Linked DNA regions of Mus musculus: region 1 is linked to region 2. The links are chromatin loops, found by intact Hi-C in ENCODE. Cell type or tissue: heart. All regions are shown on one strand.

Region 1 (8,000 bases), 200 kb before region 2:
TAGAGTCTAAATGGGGTAGCTGGACAAGTGTGTTGCTGCCCTTCTTCATTCACATTGTTATATTTCCAGTGTGGGCCTTTTCTGCTAATTTGATATCACCTTCTATACTATACTATTCCCAAATTATATTTGTATATCCTAATTATTTCTCTGTTATTTCTCTAATTTTTTTCTCTATTACAATGTGTTATCCTTATATCAATGTTACATTATATACTTACATTAACTGCGTTGTACTATCATGGAACTAACATACAAAGGTACTAAGTAGTTGATGATTTAGGAAATAGCAAATCAAAGAGTCAGAAACCAGTCAAGTTCCACAAATCCTATTATGAACCATTAGGGTGTCCCGCCAAAACAAGAGAGTGAGGATCTGTAGGGCATAATGGGAAATACCTGTGTTGTAGAATCCTGGACACACACTCAAGGTCCACTTCCGCTCCCTTCTGACTGTGTGGCTCGGGTATAATGTTTAATTTCTCTGACACTTCCATTCCTAGATGAAGAATAGGAACAATATAACTCACATTCAAACTTTATTGTAATGATGATAAACTAATAACTTTCTTCCCGTGCTTGACTGTTTGGCTGGGTGGCCAAATGGCAGGCATTTTTGTTAAAGGGCGTTGCACAGCCTCACAGCTGCCCTCCTGACCCTGTGTGAGGACACTTGAAGTTTGAAGCAGCATCAGACAGATTGGCCCACTGTCAACAGTTAGAGTTGGGAGGTGCTTAAGAATAATATGAAATTAAGACGCAAAGGTACCCATTGCCATCCCACAGAGGGACCACAAGCACAGGGTACAGAGCTTCTTAGATTTGCAGCCTTTTGTGGGAGGCAACTTGTAAAATGAGAAGTCAAGGTTAGTTTAGTACAGGTTCAGGAGTGGGAACTGTGTCCTGACATATGACTGCATATGATATATTCACTTCCTATGTAAGGGTACCTTATAAAGACTGGGGAAACCACTGCAGATGTTTTTATATTTTATATGTCAGGTGAAAATGAATTCTAATCATTATTTCCTCTAGATGTTCCTCAAAATGTGAATTTAGACCTTTGTTTTGTCTTTGTGTGGGCAGTTCTTTTTAACTCTACATATAATGAAAATGTGTTTGACAGACTTATTCATTTTTTCTTCTTCTAATTTTGTAAACATCAGGAAACATGTTACATTGAACACTGTCACATATGAGGAATCATATCAAGAAATTTGCATCTGTTCATGATACCCCAAAGATTGAACTGGCCCACTGGGGGAAAAGAGCTATATTTCCAAGGATTGATTACTGAACTAGCAACACTTAAAACATTTGTCTTTCCAAATCAAATGCTATTGGACAACATGAACTTTGTTACATTGTGAGAGTATTTACAGAGAAGGTATTAATAAGATTAACATTACTAAATAATTTAGAAGTAGTCAATAGCTGAATAAGGTACGTCATTGTGTCAGAGACTGCTTAGGCATAAGTTCATCATAGTAAAGTTCAGCATATGAAAAATAATGGCTGTCAATATAGAGTGGTTGGCGGCTCCTCTCAAGTCATGAGCACGAAAACAGGAATGGTATGAAATTGCAGTGGGAGGGGCTTAGCTCGATAGCCGAGAACACTTGCTAATTGTGAATTTTGCTGGTTGCTATTTAAAGAGGTACATAGAAACTTCTAAGAATGGAATCGAAATATTTTCCTTGAGGGTGCATAACAGAAGTTGTGCCAGCTAGTTTTTATACCAACTAGACACAAGCTGGAGTCATCTGAAAGGAGAAAATGCTTCCCTAAGAGGTATACAGCTGTAGGCCATATTCTTAATTGGTGATAGACAGGGGAGGGCCCAGCCCATTGTGGGTGAAGCTATTTATTCCTGGCTTATGGACCTGGATTCTATAAGAAAGCATGCTGAGCAAGCCAGGGGAAACAAGCCAGTAAGTAGCACCCCTCCATGACCTTGGTATTAGCTCCTGCCTCTAGGTCCCTACCCTGTTTGAGTTCCTGTCCTGTCTTCCTCTGGTGATGAACAGCGATAGAAAATTGTAAGCAGAATAAATCCTTTCCTTCACAGCTTGTTTTGGGTCCTGATATTTAATCACAGAAGTTAGTAAGCCTGTCCAGTCTCATCGACATTCATAAGATTGGATTCTGAGGGTTTTTCTTTAGATGCATCTGAGAGACAGTTGACACATCTGTGTGATCTGTCTATCTATGTCTACAAACACACATATGCACTCGAGTGCGAGCACACACAGTTTGTATTTAAAGGCTAGATAGATGTGACCTCTGATAACAAGTAAACCAATAGATTCCACAGCATACTTGGTAAAGCTGTGTTGGAAAATAAGATTTAAGATACCTTGTGAACATGCAAAGTGATAAAAGAAAGACATCCTTAGCATATATATATATATATATATATACATATATATATATATATGTATATATATATATATATATATATAAAAAGAGAGATGGGGAGAGCTCTAAGATCTGCCCTGTGGAGGACAGCAGACAGTGTGGACTTCTCCCAAACTTTCTCCATGCCTCTGGATAAAGTGTTTTAACAACAGCAGCATCAGCAACAAAAATTAGATTTTGACTTTGAGGTTAAGTGAAACAATGTGTGAATCAGAAAAAAAATCTCCATAAATGCCCCCCCTTTCCTTATATTGAAAAATACCATCTGAAAAAACTATAAATGTATAGAATAGGAAATCAGAATAATTAGTAAAAAGCAATTAATGGGAATTCAGCTCTCTGCCCTCTCATCTAGATGGGCAAGAGAAGGCTTAAGAAGGCAGGAGGGGTGCTCAGGCAAAACCAGGCAAGGAACTTTGGTGGTTGCTGGGCTCCTGTTGCTTCCAGGCCTTCTGTGCACCTACTGCCAATTCTTCTGTGTGAGACGCTCACTTACTTTATCTGTCAACAGCTGGGAGTGTTGGTTCCTGAGGCAAACAGCTGATTTCCTCTCCAGAAATCACCCTGTTTCTCTGGCCATTGTCCTTTGCCAAAGGGAGTCTCCTTGTGTAAGTCCGTGCTTCCTCCCCAGGGACAGCTTGCATTCAGTGACTGATGGCTGTTAGTACTGAGGACAACTCAAAGAACCAAACTTCTGGCCTAAATTCAGAATTCCTTAAGGGCTGTGCCAGCTCCGGAGTTCTCTAGGAATTCATGAAGGCCTTTGTTTCCATTGCTTCACAGTTGGATTTCAACATCTGACCAGCAGTGGTTTCTTAGTCCTTTGTAGGCAGGTATTTGTCTGGTCAATTCCCTAAAAGGTAACTGCAAGCAATCAGCATTTAAATTTGCTTCCTAGGGACTTGGAGTATGGTAGTTAGGGCCACCAGTGAACTGAAGAAGACAGTTATAGGTGGAAGTGGGTCATTCACTGGTCAGCTGTCTATGAAAACCTCATTATTGGTAGTTGTTCTTCATATATCAACAACCCTTCATTGGCTCAGTTAATGATACTGAGTTTCCTTGACTTTCTTTTTTTTTTTTTTTTTTTTTTTTTTTTTACAGATATATAAAATATTTTAATTAACCTTTTAAACTTTAGCCCTTACAGACAGTGTATTCTGAGCATATTCTTTTCCTCCTTTTAACGTCTTGTTGATCCATTCTTTTTTTTTTTTTCCATTTTTTATTAGGTATTTAGCTCATTTACATTTCCAATGCTATACCAAAAGTCCCCCTTACCCACCCACCCCCACTCCCCTACCCACCCACTCCCCCCCTTTGGCCCTGGCGTTCCCCTGTACCGGGGCACACAAAGTCTGCGTGTCCAATGGGCCTCTCTTTCCAGTGATGGCCGACTAGGCCATCTTTTGATACATATGCAGCTAGAGTCAAGAGCTCAGGGGTACTGGTTAGTTCATAATGTTGTTCCACCTATAGGGTTGAAGATCCCTTTAGCTCCTTGGGTACTTTCTCTAGCTCCTCCATTGGGAGCCCTGTGATCCATCCATTAGCTGACTGGGAGCATCCTTGACTTTCAATGGAGTTACATAGGAATAAATTCGTCTTAAATCAAAATATTATAATTCAGATGAATATAATTTTACTACCTGATAAACATCACGTCTGGGCAACACAATATACTATAAACTGTCCATCTTTATCCCTGTGCTTGCAAGGGTGACTGGGGACTCGAGCTTATTGCTTGAAGCTGGCATCCCAAGAGTTTTTTAGCAGGCTGTTGCTGGCCTGGGAGAAGATCAAAAATTTAAAACTGTTGTGTAGTTCTACTGAGCATCTACCCTTCTACACCATTGTAAAGTTGGAAATTTTAAATTGACTATACTAAGTCAGAAGCTGTTTGCCCTTTCACTTCCAAATGCTACCCGGAGTTTTCTGGCTCTGTCTGTTGGCCATTTACCTGTCCTTGCAAATATAATTAGAATGGACATAATTAGTACTCACTAAATTCTAACTCAGCACCTTTTGTTTGTAGGTGAGACCTATTGCAAAGGGAATGCCCAAGTAGAAGATTCTGAAACGGCATGTTAGATGAATTTTTTAAAAATTATATGCTAGTGATTTAAAATTGAGTTCTATCACATTTGTACCTATTTTTGTCTTGTTCCTCAAAATAAAATAATATAAACACATAGAAACACACTCACACAAACTGGTTTCAACCTGACAAAGTTACCCAAGTTGTAGCTTCAGTTATGGGGGGCCATTCTTTGTTAGAATTCATTAACCCAAGCTCAGGTCTATGGCATGTAACCATTGACCTGGTTGGTTCACTCGATTTTATCCCTACCAAAAGGAGGATTAAACATACGTTGTCACATGGTGTGGTGGCATACACCTGTAATGCCAGCAGACACGAGGCTGAAGCAGATCATTAGTTCAAAACCAGCTACATAGTAAGGTCTTTTCATCAAACCAAAATAACCAAACCAAACCAAATCAAACCAAACCAAATAAATAATGGTTCTTCTTTAGGTGAGGTGGCAGTACACATTTAGAGTTTGTCTAAATGCAAAATTGATTCTTTAGTGATCAGTTGTAATATAGTCTGATGAGAACTGTGTGGCTATTCCACTCAATATATGTTAGGGTGTATGGCTGACACCCTGTTAATCAGAGTGATGGCAATATATTAAGAATCTCTATGAGACAGACAAGCTCTAGAATTACAATATCCAGTCTTGTAGCCCGCAGCCTCAATTAATATGACTGTTTACATTAAAATTCATTAAGATTGAAAACCTTTTTAAAGTTCAGTTAAATCCAGCACACTTCAATAGCTCATCGTATGATATTGGAAAGAGCAGAGGCAGAATATTTCTGTCATCAGAGCAACTCGTTGGATAGCAATGCTCTGGGTAGGGGAAGGGCTGGTGCAGATTTAGAGGACTTCTGAGTGAAGCTTTTGAGGGCTCGGGGGGGGGGGCGCATCTTTGGGTCCTAGAGGCAGGATATTTCACATTAGGAAATGCTGTGAGTCAACAGTCCACAGATTGCTATGTAGACAACAGAAGCACTGATTGCTAATGAGGGGAATCTAAATGGGCAAGGCAGGGAGACCGTATGTATTATTTATGGCTTTGAGGATAGCCAAGGTGTCAGAAGCAGATCTTCTGACTTACAAGATCATTTTAGGAAGTTACCGTCCTGAATCTGGAGTGCCTATTCTGTGACAGGGAGGTGAACATTACATACATAAAACAAGTTGATCCATACAGCCAAACCAGTACAGTAGTGTTCCACCCTGATCAAGGCACATGTTTAACTGTTGTGAGTGTTAGATGCTGTAAGATCCCATGTTCCAATTGTGGGGGATCTCCTTCACCTAAATCCCACTTCTTCCTTCTATGAAGCCAAGAGTCCCTGGCTGGCCCATGTGGCAGTTCAAAGGCTCAATCCTCCTGCTCTGATAAACATATCAGGTCAGCCCTTGAGGTCTACATGAGATCTGCCAAAGCATTGATATAAACACGTAGATCTTTATCTTCACTTAACAAGATTGCCTCCCCACCCCACCCCTGCCTCTCCCTTCTTCCCTTCCTACCTCCCTTCCTCTCTCTCTCTCTTCCTCTCTTCCTCCCTGCCCCCATGAATGTGACATGGGTCATTTTCCCTGCATACAAATATATACTTTAGCATCTCTTGTCAGCAAACTCAACTTAAGGCAGAATGAAAACTAACTAATGTTTAGTCTTGGGCTAAATTTTAACACATCAAACGTCATAAATATTAGTAAGCCAAGTATGAGATATCACATAATCCATATGTATGGGATGATTTTTTTTAAAATTTCTAAAAAGTATAACCAAAGCTCCTAATAGGTTAATATTGTCATTTTGGTTCCTTTTTTATTCAGTAAAACATTCCTGATTCTAGGTGTTATTCCTTTCTGGGGCTTTGGGAAACCTTATAGTCATGTGGGTTATTGTTCCAGTTTACCAGTTTTAGAGACTTTGTAGGCAATAACCTGCAAGCATAGGTCAGGTTTCCTTTGCAGCTTTTGACCAGGGCAAGCATGATAAGTGAATTAACAATGAATGTTACTAGGTACTCTTATGTTGAAAGATGGAATCGTGCAGGATAGCTATTCTTCCTTGAAAGAAGGGTCCAAGCACAGAGGCATTTGGCTGTCTCCACGCTGATAATATTGGCTTGATTTGTGTGGGTGCAGCTTCCCGATGCAAAGGGCATGGCGGCTGTAATTGTTACCCTGGAACACGGTGATTCATTTGGGAAAGAAAGAAATGCGCTTATAGAAATAGCGTTGAAAAGCAACTTCTCCTGACAGCCTTGCCTGATCCTAGGTAGTGAATTGTATTTCTCTGTTTCATTTTCTTTGTAAAATAAAATAGGTAATGGGGAGAGAAATAATGTCCAAGGTTTTCCACTTATTTCCAGAAATGTATGCTTATTTTATCATCTGATCAACCAATTGTCTCGTGGTTCTAGGGAATATTGTTGTGTAGGACACAAGGCATTAAATGCTAACATTTATTATTACTTGTTTTTAAATCACTTTAAGCTTTATTTTATCATTGAATAACTTAATTTTTAATTTAAGAATGTTTGTACTTTAATATAAAACTGAATATTGATTATATTCTATAAAAAATCTGGAAGTTATTTAATATTTTTATATTTACCAAATACAGGTAGAAAAAGGATAGCTTGTAAAACATTTCCAGGACAACAACATAGTTTTTAAAAATGTGAATTCTATTGGGTGGGTGGGGGAATGAAAATTTTGAGTGTTCAATTAGATGTAGATCTATATCTTGTATGACAAAATTTGCCTCTCTCTCTCTCTCTCTCTCATATATATCATTTTCTAGTGAACATGGCATCAAAACATGTCTGCTTTTGCAATTTTCCAAACACATACTTGAGCATCTCTTACCAGCAAACTCAACTTAAGACAGAATAAAAAAGAAATCATGTTTAGTCTTGGGCTTAATTCTCACACATCAGAAACCTATGAGGATTTGATTAGAGCCTAGAGAGGGTTTAGAAATGAAGCTGTAAGCATTACTAGAATACAGCCATAGGCCAGAGTATGGAGGCAAACAGGCTTCTAGAACATCCAAGACTACTTTCCTTGTTACTGGTACTGCAGAAGGTAGGCAGATGATGCAGTTAGTAGTTGTTCTTCCAACTTCTGAGTTAAATAAACTACTGAACATTGGGAGTATGCTTTATAAATAGCTTCATAGAAGGAGGAGCCAGGCTCTCTAACCCTCAAACGATCCTGGCTTCAGCTGCTGTTCTAATCTATTTTTGGAGAACCCCCGATATGTATCCTTAGTCCTCATTATCGCCAGCGATATGCAATGCATGGGCAACTCAGGTCCCTTTGCATCCTGAACATGTCTATCTTGGGTGTAACTTGCTGTTTCAGGTGGTGCTTGCTAGCCGCAGGAAACCATTCAGACTCCATTAGAGTCAAATGTAGAGCAACCTAGTTAATAGAATACAGTTTCCTGGGTAGAATTAAACATCGATTCCTCAGTGGTACTCATCAGTGG
Region 2 (8,000 bases):
AGACACACAGACACACACAAATACAACATGTTCACTCCACCTGTAAATGTATTTTTTAGGACTGACCGTTTGCTACTGGATAAGTAGCTAGGAACCTCTTCCCTGGAGAAGCAATTTCTCCCACTAGCTGTTTTCTTTAGTTACTAGTATTTCTTTGTCTAAAGTTGAGGTCTTTTGAGCTTCTCTTCTATGTCACCATGTCAATTGGTATCATTTCTCTTCAGGTCATGTTTAGGCAGATATCAGTGAGCCATAGTGGGCATAGCTTCTTATATTATTAGGAGACACAACACTGCAGGAAATTCCTGGTTCTCTGGCACATACTCTTTTTTGTCCCCTTTTCCACTCCTTAAGTACAGGAGTGTGTTATAGATGGACTGTGTGGTCTGGGCTCTTCAACCCTGCATTTTGATTGGCTGCGATTTTTCTGTAATGTTCTCTGCCTAGTAAGTCTAGTAAGAGAGCTGTTGGTTATAAGCAAAGTGTACCTACCACTTTTGCACCCTTAGGGTTACTGTGATGTGTTGGATATTGATATGTTCAATAGGCGTCATAGATGGGATGGCTGTTGGTTATTTCCCTCCCTTGGAAGCTTGCGTGGCACCTTCTGGTATCCTGGAAACTGGTTCTCAGGGAGGAAGCTTTCATGTTAGATTCAGCTTAGGGCCTCTTGGTCCTGTGTCTGAGTGCATGATGTCTTCAGCAATAGGGGCTGGTGTTAAGTTTTGTTGTTGTTGTTGTTGTTATATGCTTGTTTATTTTTCAGATGATCTGTGGCTCATGGCATGGGGGTAGGGATGGGGTTGCAGAACATTTTTGACACATATGGGCACAGTTTATTTAAACTTTGCATGCATATTCATGCACTGCCTTCTATGCATTGCGGATATGGTTTTTTTTTTTTTGTTTTTTGTTTTTGTTTTTTGTTTTGGATAGTCAATAGTATGACTCCTTATGACTTTTCTCAGATATTTTTACTGTTATTTTGTCCTCTTTTCTCCTTCTATATGTGTGTCCCTCTCCTCCATAATTAAAGCCCCATTTTCCTTTTCAGATCACTTATGCCCCGCCACTCCTTTCTGCTTGCTCCCCCCATTGCAATAATTCCTCTTTATTTTCCTGGTTTCTATAGTTACCCCAGGGTATAGACTCACATCTGAGATTTTGGAGCTAGGAACCTGAAATGAAAGAGAACATACATTGTTTTTGGCACATCTATATGTATTTATACCTATTTGTATCTATAGCTATATGTACCTATATCTGTCTGCCCACCAACCATACGGATGGGTATCCATCCATCCATCCATCTGTTTGTTTTTGTTTTTTTCAAAAAAGGATTTTTCTGTGTATCCCTGGCTGTTCTGGAACTCACTCTGTAGACCAGGCTGCCCTCAAATCTGTTTGGCTCTGCTTCCCAAGCACTGGGATTAAAGGAAAGGCATACACTACCATCACCCGATTCTGACATGTATTTTTCAAAAATCCCTATTCCTTGACTGGGTATCCAAAAGAAACAAGAAAGTTTGAATCTGAAAATTGGAGGATTCCTCAGATGGTTTGTGTCCTATGTAATGGATGAACCTCTAGTCTGACTGAGTACATAAGAGCCTGATATATCTCACATCAGAAAGGTTAGGGGCTTTGTAGACACCCATCTCTTTTTGCCTACATCAATTATTTACCTTCAGAATACATCGGTAATAACAGCAAAGAGAATAATTTTCGGACATTTGTATTTTGACTTTTTCCAGAAGTATGTGATCAAGGTAGAGAAAAGTATTCCACTTTAAAGATGAGCTCAGAAGACATGGAGGTTAATGTAAATTAACACAAGGTCTTTCAGAGTTTAATTAATGAGGTCAGAAGAGTCAGGCTTGATCTCTGGTCTTCTCTGAATCACTGTGCTGTTATGTAGATGATTGTATAACCTTGTGGACTGATCTCTTCATTTATTTTTCAATTTTTCTTCCCCAGCTCAGCAACACTCCCCCAAAAGTGAATTTCAGGATTTATATATAGCTTTTCTGGCAGAATCTAACAGTAGAGATGGTCCATGGCCAAAAGCCCTCACATGTCAGTTTCCTGCTGTGTGGACCACACTCCCAGGCTTGCTCTGAGGACTAAGAATGAAGTTTTGCTTATTTAAGTGAGTAAGCTCTCTTTTATAGCTGATAAAACAGGGATACAGTTCTGTTTTGATAGCATTTAGGAGGGAGATTAAAGAGTTATGTGGGCAATTTAATCACTGTAGAAAGTCAGCCTGGGTATTCCAGGCCTGTTGAATAGGTTTCTCTTTGGCTTGAATTCTGCATACAGTTCTCTCTTCTAGTCAGATCAATGAAACAGATGTTGATCTTGATCTTCACAAGGTGATGCAGAGAAGGGGCCATGGAGCATGTACATCACATGTCCTCCAAACCAATCCCCCAAAATTAAAAAAAATTCAAACCTAAAGATAGATATGCTACTTTTCATTGCGACTTTCTCCCTTCTCTAATCTGAGCGAGTAGTATTGAAGTTAGATGTTAAGTTTTGACATTTAGGTGTCGAGGAATATACAGAATTTATACTTCAAAAAGAAAACTGTCCCCAGACAGATGTAACTTCTGTAGATAGACAGCTTCTAATGAATGTAAGCATTGGAGTTGAACCTGCACTTCACAAGTGGGTTATAATTATTTTCACCTCTGGTTTTCTGGGCATGTTCATGTAGACTTTTCTCTCTTTTATAGACATTGTTAAAAGGCAGGGATACATTTGTGATAGACTGGGTGGTGGGGAAGAAGAAGGTGGTGGGGTTAGGGAAGACAATGACCTCCATGGATGCTATGAATAAAAGGTTGGGGGCAAGTAGTGTTCAGGCCTTTGTCTCTCACTTCTTTCACGTTGGCCTTCTGTGAATGGCATTTCCATGCACTTCTAGATGAGAACAAAGTGCTTTCTTTCCATTTTGGTTTTTTTCTTGCCTCCCTTCCTAGACCTTTCCTTTCCTCTCCCCTCTTAGTGTAAACAAGGTGCAGCATCAAGTCTGAGCGGCTTGCCACCCACAGTCAAGCTAATCTCTGTAATACCTGCCCACAGCTTGCTTTCACTGAGTGCTTAATCTGCATGAGGAAGTATCTGCAAGGCCACTTGGCAAGACATGCAATTTTCCATTCTTTAGAAAATGAATGAAAAGGCAATTATTGCCTCCCAGTGCTTGGAGCATAGCACAAAGAACCAGTTCTGCACTTCTTGACCAGGATCCTTGGCTGCTGCTCTTCACTGCCACTCCCTGACTTCTTGGCCTGATGTTATCTGACCAAGTCTGAGACAAACATGTCTTTGGGTCTTGGGAAGTGACTGCATTTCTCAGTTGGGAATAGTCATGATACAAGTACAAAAACATTTTATGAATGCTCATTGTGTGCCAATACCTGAAGACTAAGGAGACAACTGAGACAACCTCTGCTCTTTGAATAGAACTCCTTTCATAGTGGGTGGGGCAACTGTGTAAGCACACACTGTTATTTCAAATTGCACTACTAAGTGTAAGATAGAAGAATTCATAACTAGCTTTTGTTCAAGTCTCAGAGAGATTTCTATAAAAGTTGAGCTATGTGAACTAGAGTTTGGAAGAGAGCTCAGATTTTTAAAGGTGGATAACAGGCATTATGGTGCAATGACACAGGAGGAGATTGAAAGATATTAGTTATAATAAGAGAAAAAGTCATTTAATTCCAGGCCTTTTGGAAAGATAAAAACCACCATTTAAAATGATAGAGTGTAATATAAATTCAATGAACAATTTGATATTTGTTAAAACAAGAGTTTCACAAGCCTGTGCCAAGAGCAGTTGACATATTATTCAGGAAAAATTGAACACGTACAACCTGTACCAGCCACATGGATCACAACAGCGAGATGCACTGCTTGGCCCTTTTATAATCAAAGCTTGCTGATTTAAATGTAAGTTATATAAGATGGCAGGACAAAGAATGGGTTATAGAAGAACAACTCAGGAAGAAGGGTCAGCCACTTATGGAAATCTAGAAAAGGCTTATGGTTGTCTGGAACTCCTGCAGGTTTTTCTTATTCTGGATCTCTATCCAGAATCCTTTTAGTATCATGTCTTTAATAAAAATGCAAAAGAAGCTCTCTTTATCCTTATGGAGCTCCGTATCCAGTAGAATAAATGATATGTATATGTAAAAAATAGTTAAGTCTTATTTTCAAATTGTGAGGTCATTGAAATCTAAAGGGGGAAGGACTAAACAAGATTAAATTGAGTTCATTTAGAACAAATAGGGAAGAGAAAGAATGAAAGGTGTTTAAGTTGGAAAAGAGGATGCCAAATTGTCATTCTTTATAGAGGATACGATTTGTGTAGAAAACCTTTGAGACTCCACTAAAATCTACTAGAGTTAATAAAGAAAATTAGCAAAATTGCAGCATGTAAACCAGCATAAAAAATCAGTAGCATCGTTATATTCCATTTGTGGACATCTGGAGAAGAAATTAAGAAAGCAGTCAGACTTACAATAGCTATATAAACAAAACAAAAGAGCAGAATGAATTTAATCAAAGGACTAAGAAGTCTTCACAATGGAAACTACAAGACATTAGCTAATGGAATTGAGGAGGACTGGCAAAATAAAGTACATTTCATATGTATGGATAGGAAGAATCAAAGTCATTTAAATATGCATACTACACAAAGCAGCATAGAGATTCAAGTCAATTCCTAGCAAATACCAATGACAGATATGGAGTGGCGATATACAGCTGCATACTCTCAGCACTTGAAAGAATAAATCAGAAGGATCATGAGTTCCTTTGGGCTACATGGTGTGTTCAAGGCTGGCCTATACTATGCAGTGATGCCCTGTCATAATCAACGCTGGTGACAATCTTCATAGAACAGAAAAGAAAATCCCAAAATTCTTACACACAAAAACTACTCAAATGGCCAAAGACATTTTTAATTACAGGAATAAAACAGAAGACATTATACTACCCAGTTCTGAAATATAGTACAAAACAAGTATAATTAAAATACATGATACTGGCACAAAAACAAGGTCTAAGGTCATTGCAACAGAATAGAAAATCAAGAAACAAACCCATATATGCACTGCTAACTTATCTTCAGCAAGGATGCTGGGAAGAGCAATACTAAAATGACAGTATTTTCAGTAAAGGGTACTGAGAAAATGGGTATATGTATATAGAATGAAACTAGACCCTTCTCTCTCAGCGTGTTTGAAAATATCAACTGAGTATGAATTGGAAAGAAAATGCCAGAGCAGAAATACAGAGCCAGCAGAAGAAGTCCGAGACATGACATTGTAATTGATGAAGACTCTCTGGGTAATTCTTCCTAAGTATTGGGACCAAAGGAAATAGTATGATGTCAAATGAAAGTTGTCATATAGCAAAGGAAACAATCAACAGAGTGAAGAGATAATCTATAGAATGAAAGAAAATATTGATAAACCATACACCAGACAGGGTTTGATAGCCAGAGTATATGAGGAACGAAAACATCCCGTAGCAAAATGTCACGTGTATTCTGACTTAAAGTTAGGTGTTAGGCCTGAGTATACATCTTTCAAAATAAGACATACAAATAGTCAAAACATGAAAAAACTATGCAGCATCTCTTATCATCAGGAAAATGCAAATAAAACAAATGAAATATCACTGCATTCTAGTTAGAATGGGCAGATTAAAAAGACACGTGAACAGGAAACGTTGAGATGGAACTCTTACATGTACATGGTGGAAACATCCATTAGTATCTTCATTATGGAAACAATATAGAAGTCTCTCTTCTTTTATTAGATATTTTCTTTATTTACATTTCAAATGTTATCCCCTTTCCTACTTTCCCTTCCGAAAATCCCCATCCCCTCCCCCTGCTTCCCAACATGCCCACTCCCATTCCTGCTCCTGGCATTCCTCTATATTGGGGCATAGAACCTTCACAGGACCAAGGGCCTCTCCTTCCATTGATGACCGACTAGGCCATCCTCTGCTACATATATAGCTATAGCCACAAGTTCCACCATGTGTTTTCTTTGATTAGTGGTATAGTTCCAAGGAGTTCTGGGGGTACTGGTTAGTTCATATTGATGTTCTTCTGGCTGGAGAAATGGCTCATCTGGTATGAGTACTCGCTACCGAGGTTGAAAATTTGAGTTAAGTTCTTACAATGTTCCATGTATATATATATAAAACTCTGTATAGACAATTGTGACCCACTGTAGTGCATAAGCAGAGGACTTCCATGTGGCTTATTTTGACAGAGAACTCTCTCTTCTATTGCAATGACCTTAGACCTTGTTTTCATGCCAGTAATGTGTATTTTGATTTTACTTCTTCTGTACTATATTATTATATATGTATATTCTATGTATATTATCTATCTATCTATCTATCTATCTATCTATCTATCTATCTATCTATCTATATCTACCTATCATTTGACCCCACCATCCCACTAGTGGGTACATAGCTAATGGAAATGAATCAGCTGCAAGAACAGCACCTGGAACTGTATATAGACTCAGGTAGAACTAGGAAAAAAATCCAACCTAAGAGAGTTAGGGCTTCAGTGCATAGCTATGGAAATGAGAGAAATCCAAGCAGCATTTTAAGTGCTGTGGCAATGAGGTTAAAGGCATTTGAAGCAGGGAAGAGCCCAAGAAGAAGAGGAAACGGTTACTTCTCTTTCAGACATCAATATGTTGACTGACTGTACTGGCAAATATTTGTCCTTCTACTGTGTCTCTTTGGCACTCCGGTTCTGCTTGAGTTAGGATGCTTACTTTTTCTTTCTTGTGAGTGGTTACTTACAAAGAGAACATGAGAGGACAGGGATTATGTCACTCTTATGGGGTATGGTACAGTGCTTAAGACTTAAGTTTGATTCTATTAGTTTGATATTTTATTATATCTATGTGCTTTTTGAATTCACAAATAAAAATTTCACATACTCATCATGTGCCATATGGTGCCTTGAAATGTCTGGCATGATGATACATACTTATAGACTCAGCTTGTCTGAAGGTCAAGGCAGGAGGATTGCTTTGAGTCCAGGAGTTCTGGGGTAAAGTGCACTCTGTAGCTCTGGTGTCCTCACCAAATTTGCCAGAACAAACAAACAACCCAAAAGAACCAAACCAAACCAAACCAAACCAAACCAAACCAAACCAAACCAAACCAAACCAAACCAAACCAAACCAAACAATTATAGCGGCAACCTTCTCTTGTGTTGTTGGTCAGAGGTGTCCTCTACCCCCCTGAACCACTCAGGTCATTGCCATTGCTCTTTTTTTCCCTCCGGAATTTAGTGGTAAGACCTCATAGCTGAAGACGGTGCACACATTGGTCACAGGATATGGAGAAATTAAGTGAAGCTTCCCTCATTTTGCCTTGGTCTCATAGTACTGAAAGGTGGTATGCAGGCTGCTGTGGCAGAAATGTCATCACGAGTTGTACCCAGCTGTGAAACCTACCAACTGCAGTAATGGCTAGCCTGCAAAGATATACCCAGAGGGGCAATAGTGACAAAATGCTATTTCTACTTTATATAAAGCCCACTTTACAGGCAGACATACATGTCTGATATTGAAGATATGACCAAGGAGTCATGGTTGGTGTTCTTACTACCTTGTCCTCCTCTTGTTCCTTCTCCCTTCTTCCTCCCGCCCCTCCCCCTTCCTTATCCTCGTCCTGTTCCTCCCCCCTCTTCCTCCTCCCACTACTATTTCTTTTTCTAAATGGACACAAAGTTGACTGCCCTCTAAGTCTGGATCTTCCTATGTAGAGATTAACTTAGTTCCCAGATTCAACAAAAATGTCCCTTTGTGTAGCAGATGGCAACTAATGAAGAAACTCACAACTGGTCAGACATCATGGAAAAAATACTGTGGAGGGCTCAGCTACAAATGGTACATCTGTATCCAACCCCCTCTCCAAGATTTCTTGGTCATGGAAGAGGAAGCAGGAAGACT

What was found. Peaks named below come from ENCODE experiments on the same cell type or tissue, not always from the same donor. Only the 100,000 strongest peaks of a DNase experiment are listed, where the experiment ranks them.
Region 1: a loop joins it to region 2, with 9 times the contacts of the local background. A loop is called at or near these places in 2 of 42 quality-filtered maps.

The regions. Positions count from the first base shown.
Region 1 is chr10:98,852,614-98,860,613 of GRCm38, reverse strand. All of the region lies in intron 6 of Gm34346 (a long non-coding RNA gene), which reads left to right. Among named protein-coding and RNA genes, the nearest start is that of Gm34346, 26 kb to the left of the region's middle. In heart, no CTCF peak of the experiment used is centred here; a DNase peak (open chromatin) is centred at 3,043; H3K27ac peaks cover 524 bases.
Region 2 is chr10:98,656,155-98,664,154 of GRCm38, reverse strand. No RefSeq gene overlaps it. Among named protein-coding and RNA genes, the nearest start is that of Gm34297, 120 kb to the right of the region's middle. In heart, no CTCF peak of the experiment used is centred here; a DNase peak (open chromatin) is centred at 3,214.